Regions from separate parts of the Homo sapiens genome. Here region 1 is linked to region 2. A link is a loop called in an ENCODE intact Hi-C map of the cell type or tissue named here. Cell type or tissue: heart left ventricle. All regions are shown on one strand. Links, peaks and the distances in the headings refer to the core of each region. The heading gives the core; the rest is flanking DNA.

Region 1 (16,377 bases), core at 3,017-11,016, 120 kb before region 2:
CCACCAGCCTGGGTGACAGAGTGAGACCCGTCTCAAAAAAAAAAAAGAAAAAAAAAATCATGCTATACCTACTCGTTTGTGCGCTATTAATGGAAGAACAAAGCCTATGTAACAGTACAGCTGTTTACAGCATGGGTTACTGAATACTTTAAGCCCACTGTTCAGACCTACAAAGAAAGATTCCTTTCAAAATATTACTGCTCGTTGGCAATGACCTTATTCATCAAAGAGCGCTGATGGAGATGTATTTAAGGAAATTAATGTTTTCATGCCTGCTAACACAATATCCATTCTACAGCCCAGGATCAAGGAGTAATTTTGACTTTCAAAAGTTAATAAGAAATACATTTTGTAAGGCTATAGCTGCCATAGATAGTGATTCTTTTGATGGATCTGGGCAAAGTACATTGAAAACCTTCCAGGAGAAATTCACCATTCTGGATGCCATGAAGAGAATCTGTGGTTTATAGGAGGCAAAAATATCAACAAGAATGTGGAAAAAGTTGATACCAACCCTTCTGGATGACTTTGAGAGGGGTCCAAGACTTCAGTGGAGGAAGGAAGTGCATGTGTGGTGCAAACAGCAAGAGAACTTAAAAGTGGAGCCTGAAGATGTGACTCAATTTTGTATTCTCTTAACGGATAAGGAGTTGCTTCCTATGGATAAGCAAAGACAGTGGTTTCTGGAGATGGAATCTACTCCTAGCGAAGATGCTGTGAACAGTGTTGAAATGACAACAAAGGGTTTAGAATATTTTTTATTGGTACATAATAGATGTACATATTTTTGGAGTACATATGATAAATTGATACATCCATATAATGTGTAAAGATCAAATCAGGGAAAGTGTGGTATTTATCACCTTAATATTTCTTTATGCTAGGAACATTCGAATTATTCTCTTCTGGCCATTTTGAAATGTACAGTAGATTATTGCTAATTACAGTCACCCTACTGAGCTATTGAACACTGTCTTATTTCTTCTAACTGCTTTATTTGTACCCATTAATCAACCTCTCTTCATCCCCTTCCCCCTACTCTTTTCCTTTCCAGGGCTTTAAAATATGAAATAAAGTTAGTTGATAAAGCATTGGCAGGGTTAGAGAGGATTGACTCCAATTTTTAAAGAAGTTCTACTATGAGTAAAATGCTGTCAAATGGCATCCCAGGCTACAGAGAAATCTTTCATGAAAGGAAGTCTATCAATATGGCAAACTTTACTGTTGTCATATTTTAAGAAATTGCCACAGCCACCTCAACCTTCAGCAACACCACCCTAATCAGTCAGCAGCCATCGACATCGAGGCAAGAGCCTCCACCAGCAAAAAGATTGATGTGCTGAAGGCTCAGATGATCCTTAGCATTTTTTGCAATAAAGTGTTCTTAAATTATGTACATGGTTTTTAGATATGCTACTGCACACTTTACTAGACTGCTACATAATGTAAACATAACTTTTATATGAATTAGGAAATAAAAAAAATCATGTGACTTGCTTATTGCAGTGGTCTGGAACCAAACATGTATTATCTCTGAGGCATGCCTGTAACCAAAGTGAATGGTATGGTTAACTGAGATTACCCTTGTAACTTTTCAAAAAATTGAAAATGTTATTCAAGAACATTTAATATACTCCTAACTTAGTTTCTGGAAGAAAATACTCAATTGGCTCCATTCAAATAAAAATCAGTAAAACTGCTAAAGAATGTATTTCACAGTTTACTTTGAGAGCTTTATAGCATTGATCATTGTTTATTAAACCTCATTGGTTAACATGACTTCAGTGTAGTTAGATTTCCTAGAATTTGGATATACGTAGTTTTCTTAGATTTGGATTCATTCTGTGAATGAACTCAGTTTGCACTTCATGTTGTGTCACACGTCTTTTCATCTTGAAGGACTTGGATTAAGTGATAAATATTATTTTCCATGTCAAAAAGAGAAAAATTTAAAATGATTTTAAGCCACCTATAAAATACCAGTCCCATTTATAGTCATGCCTCGTGGATAGGGGGTGGAAAGATGTGGGCTGACAAAACATATATGCAGGCTCCTGATTATTAACGTATTCTAACAAACTCAACTAGCTAAGTGAAAAATTTTGATACAGTTGCCAATTTTACTCTGCATTGCATAAACAAATACTTCTCTATCTGATACAGATTTGTGGTGGTGACAAACCATTTCTGGCCCCAAATGACTTGCAGACCAAACACCTGCAACTTAAGGAAGAATCTGTGAAGCTATTCCGAGGGGTGAAGAAGATGGGTGGGGAAGAATTTAGCCGGCGTTACCTGCAGCAGTTGGAGAGTGAAATAGATGAACTTTACATCCAATATATCAAGCACAATGATAGCAAAAATATCTTCCATGCAGCTCGTACCCCAGCCACACTGTTTGTAGTCATCTTTATCACATATGTGATTGCTGGTGTGACTGGATTCATTGGTTTGGACATCATAGCTAGCCTATGCAATATGATAATGGGACTGACCCTTATCACCCTGTGCACTTGGGCATATATCCGGTACTCTGGAGAATACCGAGAGCTGGGAGCTGTAATAGACCAGGTGGCTGCAGCTCTGTGGGACCAGGTAAGAACACCTTTAATTCACAACTAAATTCAGCACACATTTGAATGTCATCCATGTGCCAGCCACTGCATTAGATGTTGGAAATACAGATCAACAGGAATTGGGCCCCAGTCATCAAGAATGTTATGACCTGCCCAGATACAAGCAACTAACTATATAATACTGTGTAAAATGTGAAGTCCTACACAACTATTTTCCAGTTAACATTTCAGCATTTAAAAAAATATACATCAGTTTAGTAGTATATATACTTTTTTTTCTTTTTTTGGGTAGGGGGGCAGTCTTGCTCTGTCATCTAGGCTGGAGTGCAGTGGCGTGATCTCAGCTCACTGCAACCTCCGCCTCCCAGGCTCAAGCAATTCTTGTGCCTCAGCCTCTCGAGTAGATGGGACTACAGGTGCATACCACCATCCCCAGCTAAGTTTTTGTATTTTTTGTAGAAACGGGGTTTCACCATGTTGGCCAGGCTGGTCTCAAACTCCTGACCTCAAGCAATCTGCGCGCCTCAGCCTTCCAAAGCGTTGGGATTATAGGCGTGAGCCACCCAGCCTACTTTTTATTATTCTAAAAATGTTATATCTATTAAAAGTTGTAAGAGACAACAGCTTTTATTTAGCTAATTATGACTTGTGTTAACATTATCTCATATTTACAACCTATGATTTGATTAGCATTAGCTTTGTTAGGAGCTATCTGAACCACTATCATAAGTTGTCATATCATTCTCTTTTTTAGTTAAAAACTTCCAAAAGCAGTATCAGATTACTTCAGATTGTCTCTGTACCTGTAGGCAGCAGGTAATAGCTACAATTCTTCCAGCATTAAGAACATACTTATGGCCAGGTGCGGTGGCTCACGCCTGTAATCTCAGCACTTTCCGAGGCCAAAGTGGGCGGATCATCTGAGGTCGGGAGTTTGAGACCAGCCTGGCCAACATGGAGAAACCCCGTCTCTACTAAAAATACAAAAATAGCCAGTCATAGTGGCGCATGCCTGTAATCCCAGCTACTCGGGAGGCTGAGGCAGGAGAATCGCTTGAACCCAGAAGGCGGAGGTTGCACTGAGCCGAGATGGCACCACAGCACTCCAGCCTGGGCAACAAGAGTGAAGCTCCATCTCCCAAAAAAAAAAAAAAAAACCCTACTTATATATACTTTATAACATAATTGTAACGTGCCTTTGAAGGATCTAGCTGAGATAAACTAGTGGTAGCACAATGGGAAATGAATGAAGTAAAAACTGGATCCTCTGAGCCACTTTCTGAAATAGTCCCTCAACCACAAAAGATTTAAGAGGGGTTGAGGTCAATGTCAAAACCCTCCTAGACTTATGTTATGCTAAAACCTATGAGGAATACAGAATTGAGTTCTTCAAAGATTCTGATAAAATATGTAATCTAAACTGAAAAATCTGCAGGAGTATCTGTTCTGAAATGCTCACAAATTAATATTGTAAGCAAAGTTGATTATAATGCTGTTAATAAAGCAGGATATATACTTTTCTTTTTTCTTTTTAATCTGCCTTTGCCACAGGGAAGTACAAATGAGGTAAGTTAAATTTTTTAAAATTCAGAGCTATGTATGTGTAAACATTATGATATTATTTTATAAACTGACTAAGCCATTAAAAGATGTCTTTATGTAGATTAGAACAATCTTTGGTGACTTCTAACATTTAAATTTGTAATTGTGAATTTTTAACATGGTCTTAAAATATTTAACTTTTTCTAGACATCATGTATGATTTGATCTACACACACACAAAAACTAAGAATTGAATATCATCAGTATTTGTTTCATGAATGTGTAGAAAACTTCAAAATTCTTAAGCTCTGAAATGGTGGACTCTGCTGTACTGCAGAGTAAAGCAAGCAGTTATGAAACCTGAGGAAATGTAACTACTGGAGGGTATTTATTTAAATGTAGCTACAACCTTTAGAAGTTGTTTTCAACTTTGGCTTTTGACTGACAGTAATACATACCACTTTAAGCAGGGCCCAGGCCAGTATGTATTCTTTCTTGGCAGACCTCAGGCCTGACCTGTAAATTAGTGTTCATTTCTCCTACCGCACATGTGCAACACTACATATCTCAGAAAAGACTCTAGGCATCCACGAAGGAATCATCTGTTACACTAAGAAAAATTACCACTCTGGAATCATTTAGGTCATTATCTTCAGGAAGCAAAGCTGATCTTGAACAACTATAGAGATAATTCTTTCCTCAGTTTCTACTGTGGCATATAATTGGATTATGTCCTCGAATCAAATACCATTTACTATTTACAAGTCAATAAGAAGTTATTTTATGCAAAATTCAGTAAGCAAGTTCATTAAAAAAGCAAAAGCAAATTTCAGCTTTGTAAATCAAAGCTTAAGAAAAAATATAAGAGAATTAGAATTAAATTGAATGCCTTAGAATCAGAATATAATGGAAAACAATACTATGTTGCACCAATATACATTCACAGATCTGAAGATGGTACCATACAGACGTAATGCCATAAGAAAATCAAGGCCAGGCGCGGTGGCTCACGCCTGTAATCCCAGCACTTTGGGAGACTGAGGTGGGCGGATCACGTTAGGTCAGGAGTTCGAGACCAGCCTGGCTAACATGGTGAGGCCCCATCTCTACTAAAAATACAAAAAATTAGCCAGGTGTGGTGGCAGGCACCTGTAGTCCCAGCCACTGGGGAGGCTGAGGCAAGAGAATAGCTTGAACCTGGGAGGAGGTTGCAGTGAGCCAAGATCGTGCCACCACTGCATTCCAGCCTGAGCGAGAGAGTGAGATTCCAACTCAAAAAGTAAAAAACAAAAACAAAAACAAAAAAAAACCAGATCCAAAGAAAGTAGGTATAGACTCACAAATGATAAAAATTAATGGAATTTCCTGGGAACAGATTACTATTTAAAGGATCTCAAGCTTTTATGCAGCTTTTAAAAATATTCAAAGACTCTTTACGAACTCCAGAACTAAATCAGACAAGTCATTTGTAACTGACTGTCAAGTATGTGAAAGTCAGAGGAGGGGATGAAATCTTAGACACTAGCTAACGGGGCCAGGAAACAAAGATATCTATGAACACTTATATAAAGCAATATACAATACACAGAGATTCCTATGATTCAAACATCATTAAAAACCCACAGAGAACAATAAGAGGTAGTTTTAAATGAGGAAAGCTTGCTGAGGTAATGTTTTTGAATAAGGTTTGTAAGATATTAGCTAAGTCACGGAAACAAGGCAAGAGCGTGTAAAGTGAAGGATCCTACTGTGCTGGGGGAAGGACACCATATGTGCTTAGCTGCATGACTGTATCAGTAAATGATGGAGAATAAAATTGGCCCCACTCAGGAAAACACTGGAAGCCCAGAAAGCAAGTAGCCTAGCTATGCATAATAGTTACTGCCAATCAGAAGTTATGAGGTCTTACAATTCATCTAAAACTGCTAATATTCACAATTTGAATTTTCAGCACACCCCTGGGGCAAAGTAGAAGCTCACTGCTCCAAGAGGTATGCAAGGTAAAAGGAAACACAGTTTGAGAATAAAACATTCACCACACAGGTCAACACACAAAAGTGTTAATGCACACATTGAGGAGTTGAAAATACTTTTGAATTTTAAGATAATAATTTATATATCGATTAAAAAAGATTTCAAATTCAACATGCTAAATTTTATACAGTACGATAAACTAAAAAGGAAAAAATTTTACATCTGTGTGTTTAATAAAATGTTTTATAATTTTGATGCTTTTATTCTAGGCTTTGTACAAGCTTTACAGTGCAGCAGCAACCCACAGACATCTGTATCATCAAGCTTTCCCTACACCAAAGTCGGAATCTACTGAACAATCAGAAAAGAAAAAAATGTAATGCAAATTTTAAGAAATACAGGTGCATGACCAATTGTCAATTAAATATTCAGTTTTATGTCTCCATGCAAACATTCAAAGTGCTTCCATCAGAACGGAGTAAAATACTAAACACCTCTGAAGACTGCAAACTGGATTAGTTCTTTTACTTCAGTGTTTAATAAGCAGATGTATGTATGCATGGTTATACTATTTTGTTAACATGTACAATTTCCTGATTTTTCTTCAAAAATGCTGTTATAAAGTATTTGTCTATTTATGATAACAGTACACGTGTTCTGCTTGAATTTACTAAATTCTACTACTGGGTTATAATTAAATCATGTGATATTCCACGTTTGGATATGCTCATTTAATTTCTACAGAAAAAATTTTAAATTATTTCACATTAGCCATTTGTTAAAACACAGCATCATAACTCAGCAGGCTGGATTTAATCTGTATCATCTTATATATATCACAATCTTATTTTTAAGCACATTTTAGAGTTCCTTAGTTGCTTTATCAAAAACCAGATATTGCTTTTACATGGTTTAATAGAATATAAACCTCTTGATAAAAAATGCACAAAAAATCACTTTGTATATGTGAGTTTCACTGCATTGTATATTTTTTCATTTGGTACACAAAGAATGTATTCTTCATAGGTTTATTCTTTTAATATGTGAACTATTATTAAAGTTTACTCTGGTTCCTAAGATTAAAAACAAATGCTTACTGAATTTGAAAATGAGAGGTGCTGATATAGAATGATGAAGGTTTATCTCTTTTTTTAGACTCAAGATGCATTTTATTTAATGTTGACATCAGTACAAACTTAAGTTTCTATTTTACAAAACATGCTAATTCCTTTAGGTAACTTCTAGTTCTTAATGACTAAAATCTCTAGTGGAGTTTCACTGAACAGACTTCTTAGAGGAAGAAGGAAAGTGTGTTAATGAAAAAAGTAATACTTATCTAGGAGGTCCAAAACAGAGAAACTTCTAAAGACTGTCACAGAAATGGCTACACCATAATTAAGTAGCGATATAAAGTAAGAAGTGACAGGAAAGAACAATTAAGATAGAGGAGTGTGGGAGTTCATAAGATATATATACTGACATCTTAGAAAAGTCTGATCACAAGTTCAGCAAATTATCTTTTCCCAGTGATAAAATTCCACTAGCCACACTTTCATTTTTCAATACCCCTTTTCATTACCCCTTTCAATTATATTGATTCCTTTGTCTATGGCCTTTTGAACAGAAAAATGAAATACAGCACTATGTCTAAAACATGGACTCAAAAACCACGCGCTTAGTTTCCACAAAAATATATTTAATAAGCTTGTTATATAAAATCAAACACTTAACATTGTCAACATTTCTTCAGTTATTCAAACTCACTGATATCTAACTGGGAGTAGTTTGTATTCTGGAAGACTTCCTAAGCTAAAAGTATATTTACATATTTACAACACATGTAAATATAACTGAAGAACTACTTCAAATAATGTTGAAATTCACAGAATTCTAGAGATTTATAGTTATAGTTTAGAAGTATCACCAATTTGTTTGCAATCAAATGTACAGCACTAATTATGAAAAATGTTTTAACTATTAAACCAAAAGGGGAGAAAAACTGGGAGGGAAATATATGGTGTTAAAGTCCTGTGATAAATACTTAGAAAATTAAAAAGTAATAATATACATTCGATTTAATGACCAAAAATTTTTTTTGAATCCCTGGTTGTCATTTTTGGTAGCTTAACCCAGTCTGTCAGAAGGCAGTATGCTATGCTGTCAGGAACTCTCCACTGCCTCGTCAGAGCCATGCTAAATGCAGTAACAGCACTGGCTGAAAATAAGGAAGATGATGTTAGCAACTTTGAGTTTCACGCACCTTCCCAATACAGGCTAAGTATTCCTGCTTATATGTATTCCTGAAAGATTAAAAGGCCCGTCACCCATTCATACCAAAAAATACTTTCTCAACATGCTTTAAAAGGATTCCTTATTTTGTTTTTATTTTTTTATTTTTTATTTTTTGAGACAAGGTCTGGCTCTCTCTCTCTCAGGCTGCAGTGCAAGTGGTGCGATCTTGACCCTGCAACCTCTGCCTCTTGGGCTCAAGCCATCCTCTGACCTCAGCCTCCCAAGTAGCTGGGACTAGAGGCACACACCATCATACCCGGCTAATTTTTTTGTATTTTTTGTAGAGATGGGGCTTCACCATGTTGCCCAGGCTGGTCTTAAACTCGTGGACTCAAGCGGTCCACCCACCTCGGCCTCCCAAAATGCTGGGATTACAGGAGTGAGCCACCACGCCCAGCTGGGTTCCTTACTTTGGAGAGGGGAGACAAACATACATCATATATAAATATTTATCACAATAAGGTTCCAAATCCTATTTTATATTTCAACTACATCATGGTAATATTTAAACCATCCCTTTCCAGACAATATTTCACACTACAGCGGTAAACTTTTTTTTTAAAAAAATACCGCAGATTCTTTTTTTTTTTTAAAGAAGGTACTACTGCTGTAAGAAGTTAACAAGTAATAATTTCCTATTTAACATCTGTTCATAATGACATTTCCGCTGCGTTTTTTTCCATCAAGAATACCAAAACAGTTTCCTAATATACAGTATTTGAAAGTGTTTGCCATATTGGCTCTTAAAATGATAGACTAATTTTTCTCATTCAATAAAAGAAAATTTCTAATAACAAAATACATGTAAAGTTAGAATTTTATAATTTCCACAAAGGAAGCAGCATTTATTAACCAGAGTACTTGTTTGCAATTTTTTATCTGTGAAAATATTTTAAAGCTCTTACAAAACTTAAATTTTTAAAAAATCAGCTCAAAAATTTTTTCCATGTTGTTGGGCATACCACTGCTGTCTCTGCTTTCGGTTTTCCAACTCTGTAAGAAGGGCTTGTCTGTATGCTTCATACATTTTAACAATCTGCTCCAATTCTTTCATGAAGAGCAACTTTAGCATTCCCTGGTATGTATCCAGGTCAGCCAGCTGGAAGAGTTCCCACTTCAGAATGTGGTCATATCTGTTTTAAAACACAATCATATATATGTTCACAACACATACATAAACATGTATTTCTAGCAAGAAACTAGTCTGTTTTTTAAAATGTCAACTTTATTTATAACTAAACAAACCATAAGTTTTAATTAAAAATAACTGGGCACAGTGGTGGCGCCTATTATAGTCCCAGCTACTTGGGAGGCTGAGGTGGGAGGCTGAGGTGGGAGGACTGCTTGTGCCCAAGAGTTTGAGGCCAGCCTGGGCAACATAGCAAGACCCTGTTTCTAAAAATAAATAAATCAGTTTTTTAAAAATCTGAGTTATTAACTGCTATTTACATATAATTCTTTGTTGGTTTGTTTTTTTGAGACAGAGTCTTGCTATGTCACCAGGCTGGAGTGCAGTGGCGTGATCTCAGCTCACTGCAACCTCCGCCTCCCGGGTTCAAGCAATTCTCCTGCCTCAGCCTCCCAAGTAGCTGGGATTACAGGCATGCGCCACCATGCCCAGCTACTTCTGTATTTTTAGTAGAGACAGAGTTTCACCATGTTGGCCAGGAGGTTCTCAATCTCCTGACCTCGTTATTCGCCCACCTCAGCCTCCCAAAGTGCTGGGATTAACTTTGGGAGCCACCGCGCCCGGCCTACATATAATTCTTCTAAGCAAAGGAGAAAACTGCTAATATTACTTCATTTCAATTTAAGTTAAAGAATACCTATTTCTTTAAATTACCCATTATTCTAATATTAACACCAGACAACCTTGAACACAGATTTCAAACTACAGTGGTTCTATAATTTCTGAAGAACATATTTTGTGCTACTTATAAGTTCATCAAAAGTTAACTGTCAGGAACTTAAGAATACTTTAGACCATATTGTGCTTGCAAATGATAATGCACAAAAATGGATGGTCATTTGCATCATTCATGTTGATGCATCTTTTTGAGGAATGCTATTCACAACAGCAAACAAGGAACCAAACAGAAGGAGAAATGAAGAGGAACCCTCAATTCGTGGCTCTAAGTATTCTTGAGGCTGAGTACACAGCATCTAAAAAAACAAACAGGAAAACTAAAGAAGGAAAGAATAAACTTTTTAAAATGAGAGAATGAGTAGACTATAGAAGGCTTCAGTGTGGTGAAGGATTCACAAAAGATTCTGTTTACATATATCATGGAAGACCATTAGTAGTCTTTCAGTGGTAAGTAGATCCCTGCTTAGCAGTAGTACCTTTAGTAGTCGGCTACATAGTTCCATTTCAGTATGTGATGAAGACAGCACTGTAATTAATATTCTCATTTTAAAGATGAAAAACACTAAAACCTAAAGAGGCTCTTTACCTCTTGCAAAAGTGCTTAGTGACTAAAAGTTCAAAAAGGAAGAGAACTATGGACCAAGATGCTTCAAAATAGTGGTTTTCAATGTTAATATCCACTAAGACTAGACAAAGAACTTGAATTAGGGAAACGCATGTTATACCCGAAATTATACCTCTCAAATCATACTGCAGAGCAGACATAATAGGAAGCTTTGATTGCAAACTCTAGCATTATTTTTAATGATCGTTTATAGTATTTCCTACCCAGTGGTTCTTTGATATTATACCATTTTCTTTCAAAAGGACTGTCTAATATTTTAAAATGAGATTTTAAAAAAGGGAGATAGAAAACATACCGAGCAGTTAGTGTGAGCCACTATACTTGGCATTTTGACATGTTTCTATTCAACTTGAGTATGTGTAACAGAAATGTCAGTAATACAACATGCAAAAACTGGAAGGTAAATATATTTAATTGGACTGCCAATTTCACTCAGTTACTTGAGAGCTGCAAATTTATTAATAGATTTAGATTTCTTTGGTAGGAAGCTCTGTTCTTTTTAATGGGAAACTCCAACCACTTGTGAACATAAATTAGAGTGATACTGTAAGAAATACTCAATGAGCCTCCATGAAGAAACAGTTATAAGGTATTTCTTAGAACATCCACCATTCTTGTAACTTAAGATTTTATGTGCTCCTTGGAAACAAATTCATAATTCCTAACAAAAAATCTTAATCTCCCAGAGTTAGCTAAGAGGCAATTCAGCAATGTCTACTAAGTCAAGATGGTTACCATTTATACCAGGTGAACTACAACAATGTTAAACTAATCTATCATCTGTGTACTTTCTAGCAAGGAAAACAAAGAACAAAAATAAGATGGTAAATATTATACTTATTTTTAAGACACGAATATCATTCTGTATAAGTATTCAAGTTTTGTCTAAAGGAAGAAAAAATCTTCAAACAATTTTGTCAGTTTTTTTTTTTTTTTTTTTTTTTTTAAGAGATGAAGATCTCCTATGTCTCCCAGGCTGAAGTGCAGTGGCTAATCACAAGCACAATGCCACTACTGATCGGCACAGTAGTATTAACCTGCTCCCTTTCCAACCTGGGCCAGTTCGCCCCTCCTTAGGCAACCTGGTGGTCCCTGCTCCTGGGAGGTCACCATACTGATGCCAAAGAGTACAGACATCCGACTGGCATAGTGCATCACAGCCCAGAACTCCTAAGCTCTAACAATCCTGACTCTGCCTCTCAAGTAGCTTGGATTACAGGTGCACCACCATGCCTGGCCAAGTTTCTGACTTGCCAATCAGCATTCAGCATCAAGAGTACGATTATGGGTAGAAGCAACAAAATCAGATTAGAGAAAATCCTTCTGGGGGAAGAAAGTGCACTCCAAGAAGGGCACAGATGTGAAAAAACTGCAAAGCATGGAATGGAAATCCTATTCCAAATTCTTTCCTCTGTTGCTTCTACATAGTTACTACCCTTCTGCCTATAATCACCTAAGTGTTCCTTCTTTTTCTGAAAAGTATAAACTCCCATTCTTTCCTTCTTAACTAGCCAAGAAATTTGCTTCCACAAGTTTAACTTTTAGTCATTTATACTGTATATACACAGGTAAATCATTCCGAAAATTGGGTGTAAAACACTCCAGTAGTCCATGCTTCTAGCATCTCTTTCACTCTGTTTTTCCTAGGGCAGTATTCTATTCAAATACTACTTATAAATAAGCCATATATACAAATGCCAGTTGCTATAATGCTACCAAAAATAACCTGTCCACACTGCATGCTGACTTCAAGATCAACAGTGCTGCTATCCTCAGCTCCAGGTATCACCATGTAGCCTAAGTCCCCTGCACCCACCCGCCATAACACTGTGTCCACTCCTCCCTCTTTTTCACCTGTATCCAGAGCAGGGTCAATGGTGACACTGCAGGACTGCCAAGCCACTGGAATAAAAAATACCCCTGCCACACACTGCTGAGGACTAGTGTTTTGGTGTGTGTGTGAGAAATAACAGAAAGTAAATATGTTCTTGACAATGTTTTTGCTGTCAAAGATTAAATTTTATTTTATTATATTTTATTTTGAGATGGAGTCTCGCTCTGTCACCCAGGCTGGAGTGCAATGGCGCAATCTTGGCTCACTGCAACCTCCGCCTCCCGGGTTCAAATGATTCTCCTGCCTCAGCCTCCCGAGTAGCTGGGACTACAGGCGCGTGCCACCATACCCAGCTAATTTTTTGTATTTTTAGTAGATACAGAGTTTCACTGTGTTAGCCAGGATGGTCTCGATCTCTCGACCTTGTGATCCACTCGCCTCAGCCTCCCAAAGGGCTGGGATTACAGGCATGAGCCGCCGCACCCGGCCTAACTTTTAAAATTTTATCCTATAGTTCAGCTTGAGTACAGTTATACCAAGCATTATAGACTTTTGTGAGCAGACACAGGAACATAACTTTACAAAAATTAAATACAAATTTAAAACACAGTCTGTTTCTAAATCAAGTTTTAGAAGTATATGCAAAAATTGTGTTGGTAAATTACTGTGAGAGATAGGATTAAAGAATTTCAGGATTAAAGAATTTCAGATTCTCAATTGTCTGAAAAACAAAAGGAAGAAACATGCAAATTTTTTTTGCAAAAATGTCTCTTTTTGTTGTGATAATTGATTCTCATTATCTAATTCATAGATAACCACTCACCCTTTGTTGATAGAATATTAACCATTTCCATCCTCTTCAGCAACATTAATTAGAATCAACTAGAAAGCAACAGGCTTCCAGACCTCTTGTTTAAGTTTTTAAGCAGTAAAGAAGTATAGTACTTGCTCCCTTTTTGTCAGTCTGGCCCATTTTGGAAGAATTACAACCTATTTGCTAGTTTCCTTGAGTTTTATAGTTAGCTCACAGAACCACAGAATTCAAAAAGACTATAATCTTCAGGAATCTGTTTCTTTCTGTAAGAAACCAGGAATTCCATTTAAGTACTATCTCTTCCCCCAAAAAGGAAAGATTATGCTATTTCTTATTAAACATGACTATAGAGTAGAAATAACATACAACAGAAAGAATAACTCTCCTCAACCATATCCACCCCCAGAAATACTAAGGTTAACAGTTAGGCACATATTCTTCCAGATTTAAGGAAAATAAAAACGCATACAGATATTATGTACTATTTAGAATCAGCATACAAACATACAGCTGTAGGTCAGGTGGTATCAAGGGACAAAGAAAAGAGGAAAATAGGAAAGAAAATGCCATCTGCTATCATTCCTTTTTCTGGCACTAGTAGGGGGGCAGTCAGGGTCTCTCATGCTCTGTCACCCAGGCTGGAGTGCAGTGGCACAAGCATAGCTCACTGCGGCCTCAAACTCCTGGGCTCAAGCAGTCCTCCCACCTTAGCCTCCCAAGTAGCTGAGATCACAGGCATACACCACAGCATGCTGCTAATTTTTAAATTTTTTATAGAGACAGAGTCCTGCTATGTTGCTCAGGCTGAACTTGAACTCCTCAGATCAAGCTATCCTCCCACCTCAGCCTCCCAAGTACTTGGGACTACAGACCATGCAAAAAGCCTGGCTAATTTTTAAAATTTTTCTGTGGAAATGGGGCTCTCGTTATGTTGCCTAGACTGGTCTCGAACTCCTGGACTTAAGAGATCCTCCTGCCTCAGCCTCCCGAAGTGCTGGGATTACAGGTGTGAGCCACTGTGCCAAGCCCAGGTCCTTACTTTTATCACAAGTACTGTATCACTTATTTACAAATTAATCTTCTCCTATGAGAATGTAAGTTTCTTACTTGTATCCCTAATAGCAGAGGCCCGCACACAAAGAAATGAAGATTCTATAAATGTCTGAAGAACTAATATTTCTAATTAATGATTTTCACACATTATAAACTATGACATCCTTTATTCAAGTCACGTATTACTTAGAAGCCGAATATTATTAAGAGTAAAATATGGCACACTACTTGGATCGAGCAGCCCAGAGACTCCATTCAGCCCTTCACTCACTCCTCAAACAAATTTGTGTTGTAAATGTACTTACTTCACAGGGGCTCGTGCGTAAACCTGAAGCCAGTCAGGAATTTCTGCAGTATGATATGGATTTGCAGGTACCAGAAGGGACTGATTTCTTTCAGTTTGCTGTGGCTGGTATGTGACAGGAGGTGGTTGATCATACCGAGGTACACTAAGAAGAAAGGAGTGACATTCTTTAGGATAAAGGTCTTAAAATCTAAACAAGAAATTATAAAGAACAAATAATACTTAAGCATTTTTCAGTGTGCCTTCTGTCCAAACTGACTTACACCACCTGAAAGGTAATGTATTTTTAAGATATTTCTTCTGGCTGGTATTTAGTCTTTTCAAAAACAGGTTCAAAGGAGGATATGAAAAAGCTGGAACTAAGTTTTAACCTTTATACAAAGGCTTAAAACTAGAATAGTAAATTCCCACAAGAAATAGTCATCAGCTGTAAATTCATATCAGAAAGGTTGACAGTTTCTAAGAAAGGATGTTTCCTTCCTCCCGTAGGCTGAAAATGGGGGTTAGGATATGTAGTGACGCAGCAGTGAGTATTGTGTTTGAAATATCTCTATCCAATGCAGATAACTTTTCAACTTTTACCAACTCAAGAGAACATATGGGAGTCAGAGTTGATCAGAACCTATTTTAAGTCACAGAGATTAAAAAAAAAAAAGACCATACTTTAGTTCTAATAGCCTGTGTATGCTGTGGGGAGTGGAGATATTATATGGGAAAGTGTAAGGAAAGCACTGAACCACCTGAAGGTTAATAGCTGAACTCGAAGCGGCCAAAAGGGTCTATTTGAGACCAAAAGGGGTCTGCACCTTCAAACATAAAGATTTATGTGTATATGTGGCCAACAAGCATATGAGAAAATGCTCAACATCACTGCTTATTAGAGAAATGCAAATCAAAAGCACAATGAAATAAATACCATTCCACATCAATCAGAATGGCTATTATTAAAAAGTCAAAAAATAACAGATGCTGGTATGGTTGCAAAGAAAAATGAATGCTTATACACTGCTGGTGGGAACATAAATTAGTTCAGTCACAGTGGAAAGCAGTTGGGAGACTTCTCAAAGAACTTAGAACTATCATTCAATCCAGCAGTCCCATTAATGGGACTATTTCTACAAAGGAATAGAAATCATTCTACCATAAAGAAACACGTGTGCACATGTTAATTGCAGCACTATTCACAATAGCAAAGATACGGTATCAACCTAAATGCCCATCAATGGTGGGCTGGATAAAGAAAATGTGGTATGCAGACACCATGGAATACTACCCAGCCATAAAAAAGAACAAGAGCATGTAGTCTGCAGCAACACTGATGGAACTGGAGGCCATTATCCTAAGTGAATTAATGCAGGAAGAGAAAACTAATACCACATGTTGATAGGTAGGAGCTAAACACTGAGTACACATGGACACAAAGAAGGGAACAATAAACATTGAGGCCTACTTGCGGGCAGAGGATGGGAGAAGCATGAGGATTGAAAACTACCTAT
Region 2 (16,377 bases), core at 6,582-14,581:
TGATCCACTCATCTCAGCCTCCTGAGTAGCTGGGACTACAGGTGCACACCACTATGCCCAGCTAATTTTTTTGTAGAGATATGGTTTTGTCCTGTTGCCCAGGCTGGTCTCATATTCCTGGCCTCAAGTGATCTGCCCACCTTGGCCTCCCAAAGTATTGGGATTACAGGCATGAGCCACTGCGCCTGGCCTAAAGTTAAGCCTTTGTTTGAAACTTTGAAACAGGCTTCTGAAGGCCACATTCATGAGACTGCATGCCATCATGCTCTAGAACTGATGCCTCATAGTTGCTACAGAAAAAGGCAGAAGGATCAGTTTCTTCAGTGCCTCACAAATCAGTGTGAACAGAATTAGAAAAGTTATAAGCAAGATAGTCCCCCTCCTTTTAGACAAACATATGTTACTTTATAACCTGGCTGGGTGACAGAACAACAATTTCTTAAACTGAAGTGGTTGGGATTCATTTATGATAATAGAATTTTAGAGTGGGCCGGATGCAGTGGCCCGCGCCTGTAATCCCAGCACTTTAGGGGGCTGACGTGGGTGGATTGCTTGAACCCAGGAATTCAAGACCAGCCTGGCCAACATGGCAAAACCCCACCTCTATTAAAAACACAAAAATTATCTGGGCGTGGTGATGGGCACCTGTAATCCCAGCTACTCGGGGGGCTGAGGCATGAGAATTGCTTGAGCCTGGGAGCTGGAGGTTGCAGTGAGCTGAGATCACACCACTGCACTCCAGCCTAGGCAACAGAGGGAAGAAGGAAACTGTCTTAAAAAAAAAAAAGGGGGGGATTTTAGAGTGTACAACATATATAAGTTAGACACATGTATAATTAGCAATAGCCTTTACAGATAGGATTTTGCACTTTAGGTCCTCAACTTTGCCAAGCAGTATGTCCTCAGCTACCAAGCTAGTTGACAGAACTTGGTACAAAGGACAACTGGTGGTTAGAAATACCAGCCCAACAGGAGCCCACCAGGTACATATTGTTCTGTGAACCCCCCTTAGCTGCACACAGCCTTACCTGTTTCATTTTCTCCAGTTCATCTTTGAGAAGGTGGTTTTCCTGTTGCACAATATGGGTCTGTATTTTAACTTCAGAGAGCTCCGCCTCCAGAGAAGACACTAAAGTGGAGGACTAAGAGAAAAATGAAAAAGTCAAATAACAGACATACATATTTAGGCTGGGGAAACTTACCAGGTTCATAAAAGGCCATATTAAGGAAACAGTAATATGAACTCAATGACACTGTTTTATGACCATTTTTTATCGTAAAAGACTTTCCACTTAAATGGCATGGAAAATTCAACATCATGCTAAAAACTCTCAATAAACTAGGTATTGATGGAACGTATCTCCAAATAATAAGAGCTATTTATGACAAACCCACAGCCAGTATCATAATGGGCAAAAGCTGGAAGCATTCCCTTTGAAAACTGGCACAAGACAAGGATACCCTCTCTCACCACTCCTATTCAACATAGTGTTGGAAATTCTGGCCAGGGCAGTCAGGCAGGAGAAGGAAATAAAGGGTATTCAAATAGGAAGAGAGGAAGTCAGAGTGTCTCTGTTTGCAGATGACGTGATTGTGTATTTAGAAAACCCCATTGTCTCAGCCCCAAATCTCCTTAAGCTGATAAGCAACTTCAGCAAAGTCTCAGGATACAAAATCAATATGCAAAAATCACAAGCATTCCTATATACCAATGATAGCCAAATCATGAGTGAACTTCCATTCACAATTGCTATAAAGAGAATAAAATACCTAGGAATACAACTTACAAGGGACATGAAGGACCTCTTCAAGGAGAACTACAAACCACTGCTCAAGGAAATAAGAGAGGACACAAACAAATGGGAAAACATTCCATGCTCATGGATAGGAAGAATCAATATCGTGAAAATGGCCATACTGCCCAAAGTAATTTATAGATTCGGTGCTATTCCCATCAAGCTACCATTGACTTTCTTCACAGAATTAGAAAAAACTACTTTAAATTTCATATGGAACAAAAAAGGAGCCTGTATAACCAAGACAATCCTAAGCAAAAAGAACAAAGCTGGGGGCATCAAGCTACCTGACTTCAAACTATACTACAAGGCTACAGTAACCAAAACAGCATGGTACTGGTACCAAAACAGATATATAGACCAATGGAACAGAACAGAGGCCTCAGAAATAACACTACACATCTGCAACCATCTGATCTTTGACAAACCTGACAAAAACAAGAAATGGGGAAAGGATTCCCTATTTAATAAATGGTGTTGGGAAAACTGGCTAGCCATATGCAGAAAACTGAAACTGGACCTCTTCCTTATACTTTATACAAAAATTAACTCAAGATGGATTAAAGACTTAAATGTAAGACCCAAAACCATAACAACCCTAGAAGAAAACCTAGGCAATACCATTCAGGACACAGGCATGGGCAAGGACTTCATGATTTCTAAGGTAAGTTTTGCATGTTTCTCCACTGTAAAATTACTGTCTTTTTCTTGGAGGAGATACTTTGAGACTATACAAATTCTATTTCTCCTCAAACTTCTGCTTATTAATTTTAACATCTATCAGTGCATTTTGTCTACAACTATTATTACTGGGGTGTTTGCCTAATGATGATTTTCTATTTTCTTCTTCATTTATTAATTGGAATTAGAGCTGTTGTTTTCCCTCCCAGCTTAAATTTTTATATCAATATGGACTCATTTATTTATTTATTCAGTTTTTTTGGTGGGGAGATAAGGTCTCACTCTGTTGCCCAGGCTGAAGTGCAGTGGTGCAATCTTGGCTCACTGCAGCCTCGACCTCCCAGGCTCAAGCGATTCTCCTGCCTCAGCCTCCTGAATAGCTGGGACTATAGGGGCATGCCACCATGCCCTACTAATTTTTTTTGTATTTTTTGTAGAGATGGGGTTTCACCATGTTGGCCAGGCTGGTTGCAAACTCCTGGGCTCAAGTGATCCACCTGCCTTGACCTCACAAAGTGCTGGGACTACAGGCATGAGCCACTATACCTGGCTGGTATTTATTGTAGTCTATGTTTATTTCATAATTATATTTATTTTATTCTATACTATCATTTATTTTGGTGATCAAATTGTTCCAGCTTTGGCCATCAGGACACAGGCCCTTTTGACATGTCCTTTTTTTTTAAAACATCTTTTTCCTTCTGGCCCCATCAGATGTTCCAGGCTTATCCTGTATTTTTCTCTGCCCCAGCCCTAGAATCAATCATTTTTCCAAGGAACCCTGGTTCCTTTTATAGGAGAATGGTGCTTAGTAACCAAGATCTGGGCAATCCATGCATATATACACATCTGTGTTTCTGTATCTATCTAGCTTTGTATACATATTAGAAACCATGAGTTTATCCAAATACCGCAGATCTCAATGTAACATCAGAGGGCTCATCTTAGCATTCCCCATTGCCCCACTTGCAACTTCTTCTCCAACAGTGAGAAATCTAGTTCTTATTGTTCACAACATATTTACTTATTTGTTCAATTCTAGTAAGACATATAGTAGTTTCAGAATTACTAACCCATACCTCTTATGAGAATCCTGTTTACTGACTAGATTATCATAGCATGTAGATACAGTTCATCTTGTCTTTAGCCTGGATAGTATCCAGTCAAGATATTAATTTCTGAATTACTTAAGAGAATTGTTTTCTTCCCCAGTGTGGTTATATTACCCATTTATAACACAGTTAGGCTCATCTGTTCATGTATGTGCTCCCTTTGGGTTTCTTCCCCCACCACTACCATATTGATTAGTTTTACTTGTGCACTTATTCTGGGGGTAAGTGAAGAGTATGTGAAACGTTACTATGGTTCTAAGAGTCAGAGCTATACGAAAAGATAAACTCAGAGAAGTGTCATTGTTCTTCCTCGTCCCTTCTAGCGCATTCTCATTCCTCTGTTCCATCCCTTTCCCACCCTCCCTTTTTAGTTTCTGGTTTATCCTTCTTGTGTTTCTTTTGCACAAATGAGCAGACATGTACTTTTTAATATCCCTTTCTTACACACACAAAGGCATTCTATAGATACTTCTTTGCACTTTTCTTTTTTCACTTAACAGTATGTCTTGGAAATCATTTCATATAAATAAGGATTTCTTTTCTTCCTTTTTCTTGAACAGCTGCACAGTACTACTTCATGGTATGGACATAACCCCCACATGTATTCACCTACTCTCCTACACATCAGCATCTATGTTGTTTCCACCATTTTGCAATTAGAAACAGTGCTGCAGTGAGTAACCCTCTGCATATGAGTTTTCATATTGTTGCGGTGGTATCTTTAGGGTAGATTCCTAGAAGTGAGATTTCCAGGGCAAAAGCTAGGTACATATGTAATTTTGTTAGGTATTGTCAAATTCACCTACAAAAAGGCGGTACCAGTTTGTATTCTCCCAGCAAAGCATGAAAGAGTCTGTTTCCCCACAGCCTTGCCAACAGAGTATGCTGTCATATTTTAAAATTGATGCCAGTCTTATAGGTGAGAAATTATACAAGTGTTGTTTTAATTTGCGTTTCTCTAATTTTGAGTGATTCTGAACATTTTTCCATAGATTTGAGGGCCATTTTAATAATTTTATTTTATTATTTAGAGATAGGGTCTCACCCAGGCTAGAGTGTAGTGGTACAGCCTCAAGGGATCCTCCTGCCTCAGCTTCCTGAGTAGCTAGGACCACAGGTGTGTGCCACTACACCCAGCCAATTTTTAAACTTTTTGTAGAGATGGAGTCTTGTTATGTTGTCCAGGCTGGTCTTGAACTCCTAGGCTCAAGCTATTCTCCTGCCTCGGCCTCCCAAAGTGCTGGGATTACAGGTGTGAGACACCACGCCTGGCCCATTTTTATCTTTTGTATATGATTTATTTGTTCGTATGCTTCTCCCATTTTGCTATCAAATTTTTGGTCCCATGTCCCTCCATTTTTAAGAGTTCTTTACTAGCAGGGATATTAGGCCTTCTCACTGTGGTATATGTTGTGAATATTTTCTCCTAGTTTGTCAGCTGTCTTCTAACTTTGTTTATGGTATCTTTTTGCCAAGTAAACTTTTTTTAACATATAATCAGTGTTTTCTTTTATTGCCTCCGGTTTTTGAGTTACAGTTAAATAGCCTTTCTTTACACCAGGGTTAAAGACAAATTCACCCGTATTTTCTTCAAATATTTGTATAGTTTTTTTTTTTTATATTTAGTCTCCTAATCCAATTAAGTTTATCCTTGTGCATGGAATGAAACATAGGTCTAATTTTATCTATTTCCGAATGTCTACTCAGTTGTTCAGGCACCATTAATTTAAAAGTCCATCTTTACCCCAGTGGTTTGAGAAGTGGCCCTGGTTATACACTACGTTTCCATTTGTATTTGGGTCTAATTCTAGACTTTCTATTCCACTTACCTACTTATCTATTCATGTGCCAGGACCATACTGTTTTAATTACTAAGGCTTTATGTTTAAGGAAGTTTAATACAAACATTTCTTCTATTTCTTGGGATTTCCTCAAAAAAAGCTGTCAGGTGGCTACAGGCCATACCTGCACTTTACAACGTTCCAGTTCTTCTTTCAGATTAAACTTCTCTTGTTCCCGTTCCTCCAATGCACTGTTTCCTGGCTCTTTTTCCTTCTGGCATAGCATTTCTGTTAGACGTTGATTAAGTTCTTGCAGTTTTTCCTGGTTTTGAGAGTTCTTTTGGCTAAGTTCTGTATTTTCCAAATCCAATTGTTGGTTTTTGATTTTTAATTCTGAAATCTAATTAAAATTAAAATAAGTTTTTCAAACTTGTTACCCTACTTGTGCTAAAAAAAAAAAAAAACAGATTTAGAGACATAATTGTCTTTTCCCTCTTTATATAAAGTTTAAAATATATATATATTTCAAAACAGAAATAATACACACTCATTATTACAAATTCATTCCATTCACAAGTGTATGAAGAAGTGAGACACTCAGTCTGACCCCACTCTACAGGGGAGCCCATTGTCCACAGCTGGATATGTGTCCCTCCAGATCATTTTCTACGCATATACAGAACCCATACACACATACAGATTCTTTTCTTCTCTTTAGCAAAATTTGGAAATTTTATGTTTGGACAGCTTGCTTTTTCTACTTACTTACTTAAAGACTCTTTCCAGGTGGGCACGGTGGCTCACGCCTGTAATCCCAGCACTTTGGGACGCCGAGACAGGCGGATCACCTGAGGTCAGGAGTTCGAGACCAGCCTGAACAATATGATGAAACCCCATCTCTACTAAAAATACAAAAATTAGCCGGGTGTGGTGGCATGTGCCTGTAATCCCAGCTATTTGGGAGGCTGAGACAGGAGAATCGCTTGAACCCAGGGGGCAGAAGTTGCAGTGAGCTGAGATTGCGCCATTGCACTCCAGCCTGGGCAACAAGAGCGAAACTCCGTCTCAAAAGGAAAAAAGACTCTTTCCAAGTCAGTGTGTTCAGCAACCACCACATACTACTTTTTACTGGCTATAGGATATTCCATGTAGTAAGATATTCCATAATGCATTTATCTGTTCCCACGTTGATAGACATAAAGTTTTTAAAATCATTATTTCTTTTAAATGGATCTTTTAGAAAATCCATTTATACATGGTAGTATTTTGTATTTAGAATTATTTTTTAGAAGTAGGATTGCTGGGTTAGAAGATCTGTATATAGATATATATTCATTATTGTTTCAACAGATATCTCTAATATGTCTTCCTCACAGTGCTACCACCTTATAATCCTAACAACAATGCATGGGCACAGTCATTTCCTCACATCCTTTTAAATACTAGATATCAATCTTTACTTCTTGCTAATTCAATAGGTTAAAAAAAAGACGCTTATTGAATTTGCACTTCTCTAATCACTAATAAGGCTAACCATCTTTTGTATTCTTTTTTTTTTCTGTGACTTGACCATTCATATAGATTGCCTATATTTCAACTGGATTTTCCCATTTATTTGTAAGAGTCCAAAATACATTTTGGATGTTAACACCTTGTCTATTTCAAGTGCTGAAAATACTCTTTCCCAATATGTCCTTGTCTTTTGACTGCTTCAGACAGATTCTTAAATGGCCTTCCCTTTTTATAACTGCATGTTGTAAGATTATACAAATTGAGCACTGAATGGCACCAGCTATCTGAATAAAATGTAATTCTGTGAAATGATATGCTGATTAGCTGGCATTCTGTATATGTGAAATTCTGCCCTTAACTTTCTGCTTTCAATCATGGTGAGGAAAAAGGAAGGGCTAACATTAACTGAAACTGCACAAGGGCTACAGCTAATATTTCGTAGGTATGGTTTTAGAGGTATCACCTCCTCAATTCTGCTGATGATAAAGCTTTATCAAGCACTTAGGGCCTAGAATAATATATACATTATTTAACATAAAACAGGAAGCTAGTTTAGAGTCAGTATGAGGTAAGTTTCCATTTTCAAATTCAGAATTTACAACCTTACCATCATTAGCTATATGCTATTCATTACCGTGTGCTGTAAATTTATAAATTTCAAAAAATGGGAAAATTTTGGAATCAAAAAACATTGAGAAATATTAAGTATTTCCTTACCTGTTTCTTTAAATTTTCAACCATCTTCTGAACTGCAGCATTTTCTTGTTTTACAGTTTCCGTTTTTTGCCTAAAAGGAATGATGAAAATAAAATTTAATGGTTAGGCTTTAAAAGCTGAAGTAAAAGAATTTTAGTCTTTGCAAAAATGTCTTAGGAAAATGTAAGTATACGTCTTACCACATTTCTTCCTGAGATCCATTTAATGTCCCTAATTTCAGGTTAGAAATGCTATCTTCTTCATTTAAAGTAGTAATTTCATTTCTCAAAATAGAATTTTCCTGTTGAAGCTTTTCAGATTCATATCTGAAGCACAGAGATTGAAAAAAATTGTTACAAGGCAGTCATCTGGCATCTTTGGAAAATATTTTCTAGTAACTTCCAAAAGGATGAGTATTCAATGCCAGTTAAAAAGAAAAGTCTAAATTAGTAGTCTCTTAGTATTTGGAAATCGAGTTATGACATATTGACACATTTCTTTTGGGAAGTAAGAATTTCACTAAAAGATGTTAGAGAAGTGTAGCTAAAAAACCCTTAAGCCTGGAGAAATGAATCAAGACTCAATGCTCATTCTGGTTGTTGATTTTTCTCAATGGCAAGCATACTGCTTTGAGCAAATGTCTTCATTTATCTCAGTCTCAAGTCCTACCTGTTCTGAATACACATAAGCCATGTTACAAAGCTATATTAGCTTAGTTTTAGGCCCCTGGGTACCTAGGGAAAGAAAATTCTCTATTGAAATCAAAGGGCCACAATGAAATATGTACACTGTTTACTTTGTGATTTTATTCATCTCATTATATTCTGATTTTTAGGACTAAAAATGGTCTGAAGAAGAGGAAAAACTACATTCAGAATTAAATTATTTCAGAGACATTTCAGACGTCCTGTAATAGTTTACAAGTTTTTTTTTTTTTTGAAAAACCAAATTTGCTAGAAGACTATGCAATTATATTTTACAATGTCAAGTGGGCAGTGGTTCAAATTAATTCTACTTGTATCTCTGCTTTTCAAGCATATTTATTAGAATCTGGAGGCTCCTCAAATTATATGTTCTAAGATAAATTTCCACTGTTTGTTTTGTCTCTTTTTTTTTTTTTTTTTTTTTTTTTTTTTTAAAAGAGACAGGGTCTCACTCTGTCACCCAGTCTGGAGTACAATGGCATGATCATGGCTCACTGCAGCTTTGACCTCTCAAGCTCAAGCAACCCTCCCACCTCGGCCTCCCAAGTAGCTGGGACCACAGGTGTGCACCACCACGCCCAGCAAACATTTTTTTATTTTTCTGTAGAGGCAGTCTTGCTATGTTCCCTAGGCTTGCCTGGAAACTCCTGGCCTCAAGAAATCCTCTTGCCTTGGCCTCCCAAACAGTTGAGATTGCAGGCATTTAAGCCATGGTGCCTGACCATTTGCACTGTTTATGGGTTATCAGCATGTGCTTCAAGTGATATGAGTACAAAACTATAAAGACAGAACATTTTTTCTATATTAGCATAAGAAGTGAGTTCTTATCTACTAAGTTAATAATACACAAAAAATCATTCATTTGTATATAACATGTTTCCTCAAAATGAGGAAAGTAACACTTAGCAAAATAAAAAAAAAAAATCCCCTATCCATCTAAATGAAATAAGTGCTAGAAAAAAGTTAAAGAGGTACATTGAGGATGCACATGGTTAAACAGCAAACACTCGCCATTGTGAACTTTCACACCCCATATGAACACTTGTTTGCTACAGCGGAAGGGAATGCCTCCTAAACAAGGTTATTTTATTTGTTAATACGGCACAGAAGCAGAAGGAAGTCTAGAGAGTACTGCTCTCTTCGTGAAGACTACTAGGTTAGTTTCTCTAGGCACGGCAAGCAGTGGAAGTTAGATCTGGTGAGGTGCTCTGTGGGATTCGTGACGTCTAGAAGGTACATACATTACCTCAGAAGTTCAACTTTTTGCTGCATCTCACTGCACGTGATCTGCAAGTCATGCATCATTGCCTTCAGCTCTTCCTCCTTTTCTCCGTGAGAAAGTACATCTTTTTGCTTAACTAAAATAGTGACTCTCTCCTTCAACTTCCTAGTCAGCTCCTGTAACTTTGTTTTCTCCAGTTCTAACTCTGCTATGGTGGCCTGATGCTGAAAATGTTTGTCTTGAAAGCCTAGGAGAGTAGTGTTTTCCTCCAGTATAACTTGATTCTGTACTCTTGGCCTTTCTTGATGTGTCTGAATTGTTCCATGTAACCAGGCAATTTCATGTGCTTTTACTTTTTCCAAGAGCTGTGTGTTCCCCTCAAGGTACTGGTTTTCTTGCTTACATTCCTCTATGACATGATGTACACTCCTAACCCTGGGCACACACTCTTCCAGTGTCTGATTGAGCTGGAGTATATTTCCATCAGGTTCGATTTCCAGGTTCTCTAAACTGGCTTCCCATAAGCAGCAGTCACACCGCTGGACCACGCTTTCCTGAAGCTTCTCAATCTTGCCTTGAAGTCTCAAAACCAGAACATTCAGCCCCTCATTTTCTATTTTGACCTCATCGTAACTCTTTTCCAGGCTGAGGAATGTTTCAGTGACTTCCTCCATTTTCTTCAGCTCATCCTGCAACCTGAAAACCTCTGCAGTGAGTTCTTTGTTATTTTCTAGTGCCTCATCGTAGCGTGTCTCCATCATTCTCAGCTCTTCCTGAAGGCAGTCATTTTCTCGGCTCACATCTTCATACAACAGCTTATATTTGGGAGAAGCCTCAGGGATTCTCTCAAGCATCTTCAGTTTCTTTTTTAGCACAGAAACATCAAAAAGTAGGTCCTGTTTCTTTTCAGAAGCTCGATCACAGTCCGCACATAACATCATTAGCTGTTCCTGAAGCTGACTAATCTGATTCTTCAGCTCCCAGGATTCAGTCCTGGTCTCTTCACTGTTTTCAAGCTCAGAAAAACCCTCTACTGAAGCTTCAGACTCCTCTATTTTGACTTCCTGTCTCTGAACAGAGCTCGTCCCTGTACTTCCCAGGTCCCGGACCTCATCATCTTCCAGGTCACTTAGGACATGCCGCCTGGTCACACCTTCTACTTGCTTCGTTCGGTTTTGCTGTAAAAACTGCTCTGTTTGTTCCGCAGTATTTCCAAAAAACTCAGTAGCTGGCTCATCCAAACAAGAAGACATTACTAACCCTGGCTCTAACTTTTGTAGCCTCTGTTGCAATCTAGAAATTTCAGTAGCCATTTTCACATTTTCCTTCACTGCCTGTTCATGAGCTCTCTGCAGGCTTAAGAGGACGTCCCCATTTTCTTCCAACAGCTGCTCCCCTTGCTGAAGCAGGGACAGGGCTCCATCTCCTTCCACCTCCTCCTCTCCTATCACCTGGCAACCACTCTGAAGCATTGAGAGAGGAGATGTTGCCTGCTGCATTTCCTTTATTTTACTCTGAAGTCTGGAGATTTCTGTGCTCATCTCGGCTCTTTCTCGATCTGCTGTCTCACAGGTCGCTTTGTGAATGTTCTCCATGGCTAGAAGCTTGGACATCATTTCCTGCCTTTCCTGGTCATGTTCCATTTCTAGTCTTTCCAGCCGCTGGCTGGCCAGCTGCTCCGAAGCCCCTGCCTGGCACAGGACCTCCTCACGCTCCCTCAGTTCCCTTTTGTGACTGCTCTTCAGCTCAAGTATCTGGTCAGACAGCAGGCTTTGCTGGGTTTCAGATACATTTCTTAGGTCTTCCAGGTCTTGGAGTAGCTGCTGTCTCTCGACGACCATGCTGTTCAAATGTTCTTTGTATGTTTTCTCCAGCATCTCTCTCTCCTGGGTCAGGACCAGAGAAGTTGTTTTCTCTCTCTTAAGAGTCTCTTTCAGCAGCTCCTGGGCTTCCGCACACTCCTGGGTGAGCTCGTCCTTCTCAAATTCCCACTGGGATTTCTCCTCACGCTGCTGTTCCTGGAGGTCCTTCAGCTCTTGGCGGTAGCGCCCCTCCAGGCTTTGCAGAGCGCTTTCACACCTCTCAGTGACTTTCTGACAATCAGACTGAAACTGGGCTTCTATTTGAGAGGTTCTTCTATTACACTCTGTTTCCATTTTTTCCCTAAATATAGTCAACATACAGCATTATTGAAACTGCCGCCAACTCCAGAAGCAAACAAAAACCATTTTCCCATGCACTGAGAAAGCTGCTGAGCAAACAACTGAAATACTCCCTAAAAATGCTCTTAACTTACTCCTATGTGATTCATTTATACTGGAAAGGGATCTCATTTCTGAAAGCTAAGACTGGCAGCCATAATTCATTTAAAAGACTTACCTCTCTCTGGAGTTAGGGGGAAATCTTAGAAACTAATTTCTCTGGCACACTCCCGGATGTATTTGTTTATGGATTTTTAAACCAAAGACAAATGACCAAATGTATATTAATCTAATTCCTCACTTGGGAAATATATACCATTCCTTCATTTTAATTAAGCATGCGTTATAGGATATCAGTCACATAAATGACACATATGAACAAATTCATTCTGCTTTTGCTTCTTACTTAACGAAGTAGCACCAAGTCAATCAGCGTGTGACGAAACAAAGCCCTCAAATAAACCTGGGATTTCACATGAGGAATGTAAGCATGGAGTGCTGTTTCTTAACTCTGGGAGGAAATGTAACCTTGCCTGGAATCCAGTTTATTAATAGCTTTTCTCAGAAAGCAACAGGATTGAACTAGGAAGGAACCACTTTTGGGATAATCTTATCCTCCTCTTGAGCCTTATAAGGTAGAATAAATCTTAATACGAGGAATACTTTCCTCTTTTACAAACATAACAAAATAAAAACAGTTCCAATCATCCCAAGGTAGGTTCACATCAAAATAATGGCAAAAACAGTAAAAAAATATTTAAAAGAGTCTACTCAATCAATGGGCTATTATGCCTTCTGACTTCTTCAAGTCTCTTAAGCGACTGGCACTTTTTTTTTTTTTTTGAGACGGAGTCTCGCTCTGTCGCCCAGGCTGGAGTGCAGTAGCGCGATCTCGGCTCACTGCAAGCTCCGCCTCCCGGGTTCACGCCATTCTCCTGCCTCAGCCTCCAGAGTAGCTGGGACTACAGGCGCCCGCCACCACGCCCGGCTAATTTTTTGTATTTTTAGTAGAGACGGGGTTTCACCATGTTAGCCAGGTCTCGATCTCCTGACCTCGTGATCCGCCCACCTCGGCCTCCCAGAGTGCTGGGATTACAGGCGTGAGCCACCGCGCCCAGCCACAACTGGCACTTCTAATGCCCCGAGGGATGGTGCCCCAGGTAGCTTCATTTCCCTTCACTTTCTTACCTTCCCTCCTGAAGCTCCCTTTGGTGCTTTTCCAAGAGCTCTTTTCTTAACTCCTCTTTCTCAAGAGTGTGTTTCTCCACCAGGCTTGTCAGCTGCTCCTGGTGAAACTGCTCTAGTTCCTGAGTCAAGCCTCTCACCTTCTCTTCTGTCCAGGCGCTACTCTGAAGGCCTTCCCTCTCCCGCTCAAAGCTTGCTTGAGCCTGTGTCAGTCTAGCCTTGAGCTCCATCTCATGTTGCAGCCTCAGCTTCTCCTGCAGGTGAGTCTTTTCCTCCTCAAGCTTCACTTGCAGTTGTTTTTTCTCCTCCTCATGCCTGCAAGTGGCCTCATGATGTGCCTCCTTGAGCACTGCTGCTTGCCCCTGAAGTTCAGCAATTTCATTTTTAAGGTCACTTATTTGTTTTTCTAAGGTGTGCGTTTCGTTCTCATGCCTTTGCTTCATGTTCTCCTGTGCCTTCTTGCAGCTGACCACGGTTTCGTCCAGCTGCTTTTCATAATGGCGCACCTGAAGGCACAGAGTGACACCACCACAAGATTACTCAGCTCAAGGTCACTGAAAGTGAAGTGATGGAGCAGCAATTGCTTTTTTTTTTTTTTTTTTTTTCCCTACAAGACATTTCTCATTTCTCTATCTTGTTTTAAAGTAACTGAATTCAACACTTTAAGCAAGATACTTAAGTCAGGCATGGTTTACATATCTCTTTTAAGTGGCTGAATTTTATTAGTGTCTGAACAACCTTATTAAGAACTGAGCAGCCATTACACATAGCTACCCTCTGTCTTCCCATGCATCCTTTCCAACTGTAAACTTGAGTCTTGGAACATATATATTTTTTGAGACAGGTTCTCACTCTGTCACCCAAGCTGAAGTGCAGTGGCGTAATTATGGCTCACTGAAATCTCCATCTCCTGGGCTCAAGCAATCCTCCCACCTCAGCCTCCTGAGTAGTTGGGACTAAAGGCACACACCACCGTGCCCTAATTTTTTTTTCTTGGTAGAGACGGGGTCTCACCATGTTGCCCAGACTGGTCTTGAACTCCTAGGCTCAAGTGGTCTGCCCACCTCGACCTCCCAAAATGTTGAGATTACAGGCATGAGCCACTGTACCCTGCTGGGTCTTAAAATACTTAATTAAATTCAAATATTAATTGAACACCTATCAGGTACTTGCAGGCCTCGGAATACAACGCTGGGTAAGATATGGTCCCTGCTATCCAGGAGAAACCAGTCTAGACATGGATATGACAACTATAAGTACAGTAGGAGGCAGAAAATAAAAGGTATACAAAAAAGAGCTACAATGTAACCCAGGGACTCAAAGGAGGGAAAAAAATCACATTTTAGTTGGAGAAATTCAAGAATGGCTTCATGCAAGAGGCAGCATTAAATATAAATCCTGAAGGGTAAGTAGACTTTCGAGAGGCAGAAAGAAACTAATATCAGCATAGTTTGTAACAGCACAAGCAAAAGAGGACAGAGTGTGATGGACAACTAGGAACTACCCAATTTAGCTGGAGGATAAGGTAACTCATAAGAACGGTCAGTTGAAGTCTGGACTGGAAACGTCAGTTGAAGTCTCATGGTGAAGAGTTTAGAGGCCAAGGTTCAGAACTTGTACCTAATTTAGTAGGCAATGAAACATCAAAGGGCTTTTTTTGGTTTCACTGAGATGTTTTTAAAAAAGAAATTGGGAGATAATATAATGGGTTTCAAGCTTCAAGTTCCATGATTGCCAGGGCTGAAGATATTACATTTTGGAGAAACTCTCCAGAAAAAAGGGGCCTTGCTGTCAGCCTACAAAACCATCCTGAGGATGTGGGTTCCCAACATAGAATGTGCTGCTCTATGAGAAAAAAGAATTGGAAATGCCCTACACACATAAGCCTGTCAGAGCCAAAAGAAATTAGAGAAGTGGATTGGTGGGAAGGACTTACTTTATCTTCGAGCTCCAGTCTGAGGCAACATATGTCCCTGTGATGTTGTTCTTTCATCTGTTCAATGACCAGCTCTGCCTCAATGCTCATATTCAATGGATTGCATTCTTCAGAACCGAGCCCTGAAAACACATGGGACTCATTGATCCTGCAGCAGGTTCTTTCAATAACACAGTGTGGCATCTGAGGAGGGACATCCAGTTTAACTAAGGAATGATTTTCAGCCTGAATTACCAGAGATGTGAACTAATAGGAAATAACAGAGGCCAAGAGAAGTCTTTTCTCTTTTCAAGCGTTAGGGCAAACAAGAAGAAATGAAGGTGAACAGATTCTTTCATGTACAGGCAGTGGAAAAAACCTTAATAGAATCCATCTCTTAGAATAGTAGGTGGTGGGGCGGCGGGGGTGGAAATTGTTGCTTATAGGTAGCTACCTCCTAATGCAAATGCTGCAAATTGAGGTAATAGCATGAGGTAGTTTGGTCAAACCAACCAGACTCCTACCCATCCAACAAATACTGAATGACGATGTGGCAGGAAAATGAACGGCCAGCATACTTGCTGCGATGCCCTGAGGAGTTAGCTTCATGGGTCACACTATCAACAACCCATCACTCAGCATTACAGAAGACTGCCTATTTCCTATGAATTTCCTAGAGTGTGGGTAGATCCCCATTTTATCTTATCAGCTATTATTGGCTAAAATTATCATATTTTAGCTATTATCAGCATAATTTTAGCATATTATCAGCTAAAATTTTAAAAAACAGGGCATAGGTTAGGAACCAGGATACAGGCAGTTGTGGGTAGAAATTCTTAACTCATGCATGAGCTCATCTCTGCAACTGCCCACGACGATGACTGAGAATGACACTGAAAATGTGAAGCATAAGTTGGGGGCTGAGCTTGTACACAGAAGAAAAGATTATGACTAATCTCTTAAGGCAGTGGGACCCAAAATAGCTTTGCATGTGGGGATACACAGGCAGATGGAAGAAAGGAACTTTTCTTGGGTATATGTCTAGCAGCTGCAACTGGCAGTCTTGCTTTGGGTCTTCTCTTCATATTTGATGGCATATTCCCAAATGAGAAGTAACACCCAGGGTGTGAGCCACACCACGATGGTACAGCTTCTTGTCCTCATGAGGAACAACCCCAACACTTGGCCATCTATGGAAAAGTCCATAACAGCTGCCGAGATATATCATATTATGAGATCCTCAGACTGGAATGAGCTAAGAATCAGAGGGGAGGTCTTAAGGCCTCTTTGTCTCCTCCTTCCCCAATCTGTTAATTATTCTGCAGTAAGAGGAGGAATAAACAACCTGTGTAAGAACGACACTCCTATCCCCAATAGCACTGGGGAAAGTTATTTATAACAGAATAACTGATTATGAGCTGTCTCTGAAATTTAAACTCAACACCCCCGAGAAAAGAGGTAGGCTATCAGGAGAGAGGAAAGGAGCTCATAGTTAATGCAGGAGGCTCCCAAACTCTGCCTTCCAAACTTGCCACTCAAAATCTTCCTCAAAGGCCAGGAGGCCAGCCCTTA

Evidence for each region. A loop is a pair of places that touch in the nucleus more often than their neighbours do. Peaks named below come from ENCODE experiments on the same cell type or tissue, not always from the same donor. Only the 100,000 strongest peaks of a DNase experiment are listed, where the experiment ranks them.
Region 1: it touches region 2 in a loop (3-fold over the local background); 2 of 110 quality-filtered maps call a loop at or near these places.

What each region holds. Positions count from the first base shown.
Region 1 is chr14:50,625,868-50,642,244 of GRCh38, forward strand. It overlaps ATL1 (atlastin GTPase 1), which reads left to right. Exons shown (of 14, transcript NM_015915.5): 12 at 2,164-2,595; 13 at 4,128-4,142; 14 at 6,362-7,178. The coding sequence ends at 6,472. SAV1 (salvador family WW domain containing protein 1) reads right to left here. Exons shown (of 5, transcript NM_021818.4): 4 at 14,883-15,026; 5 at 7,713-9,517. The coding sequence ends at 9,316. It also overlaps the pseudogene RN7SL452P. Among named protein-coding and RNA genes, the nearest start is that of SAV1, 34 kb to the right of the region's middle. In heart left ventricle, for the core only: no CTCF peak of the experiment used is centred there; no DNase peak of the experiment used is centred there.
Region 2 is chr14:50,746,964-50,763,340 of GRCh38, forward strand. NIN (ninein) reads right to left here. Exons shown (of 31, transcript NM_020921.4): 16 at 14,827-14,948; 17 at 12,894-13,396; 18 at 9,529-11,667; 19 at 7,779-7,904; 20 at 7,600-7,669; 21 at 5,555-5,770; 22 at 1,029-1,142. Among named protein-coding and RNA genes, the nearest start is that of NIN, 76 kb to the right of the region's middle. RefSeq lists enhancers at 13,215-13,364, 13,415-13,484. In heart left ventricle, for the core only: no CTCF peak of the experiment used is centred there; no DNase peak of the experiment used is centred there; H3K27ac peaks cover 1,292 bases.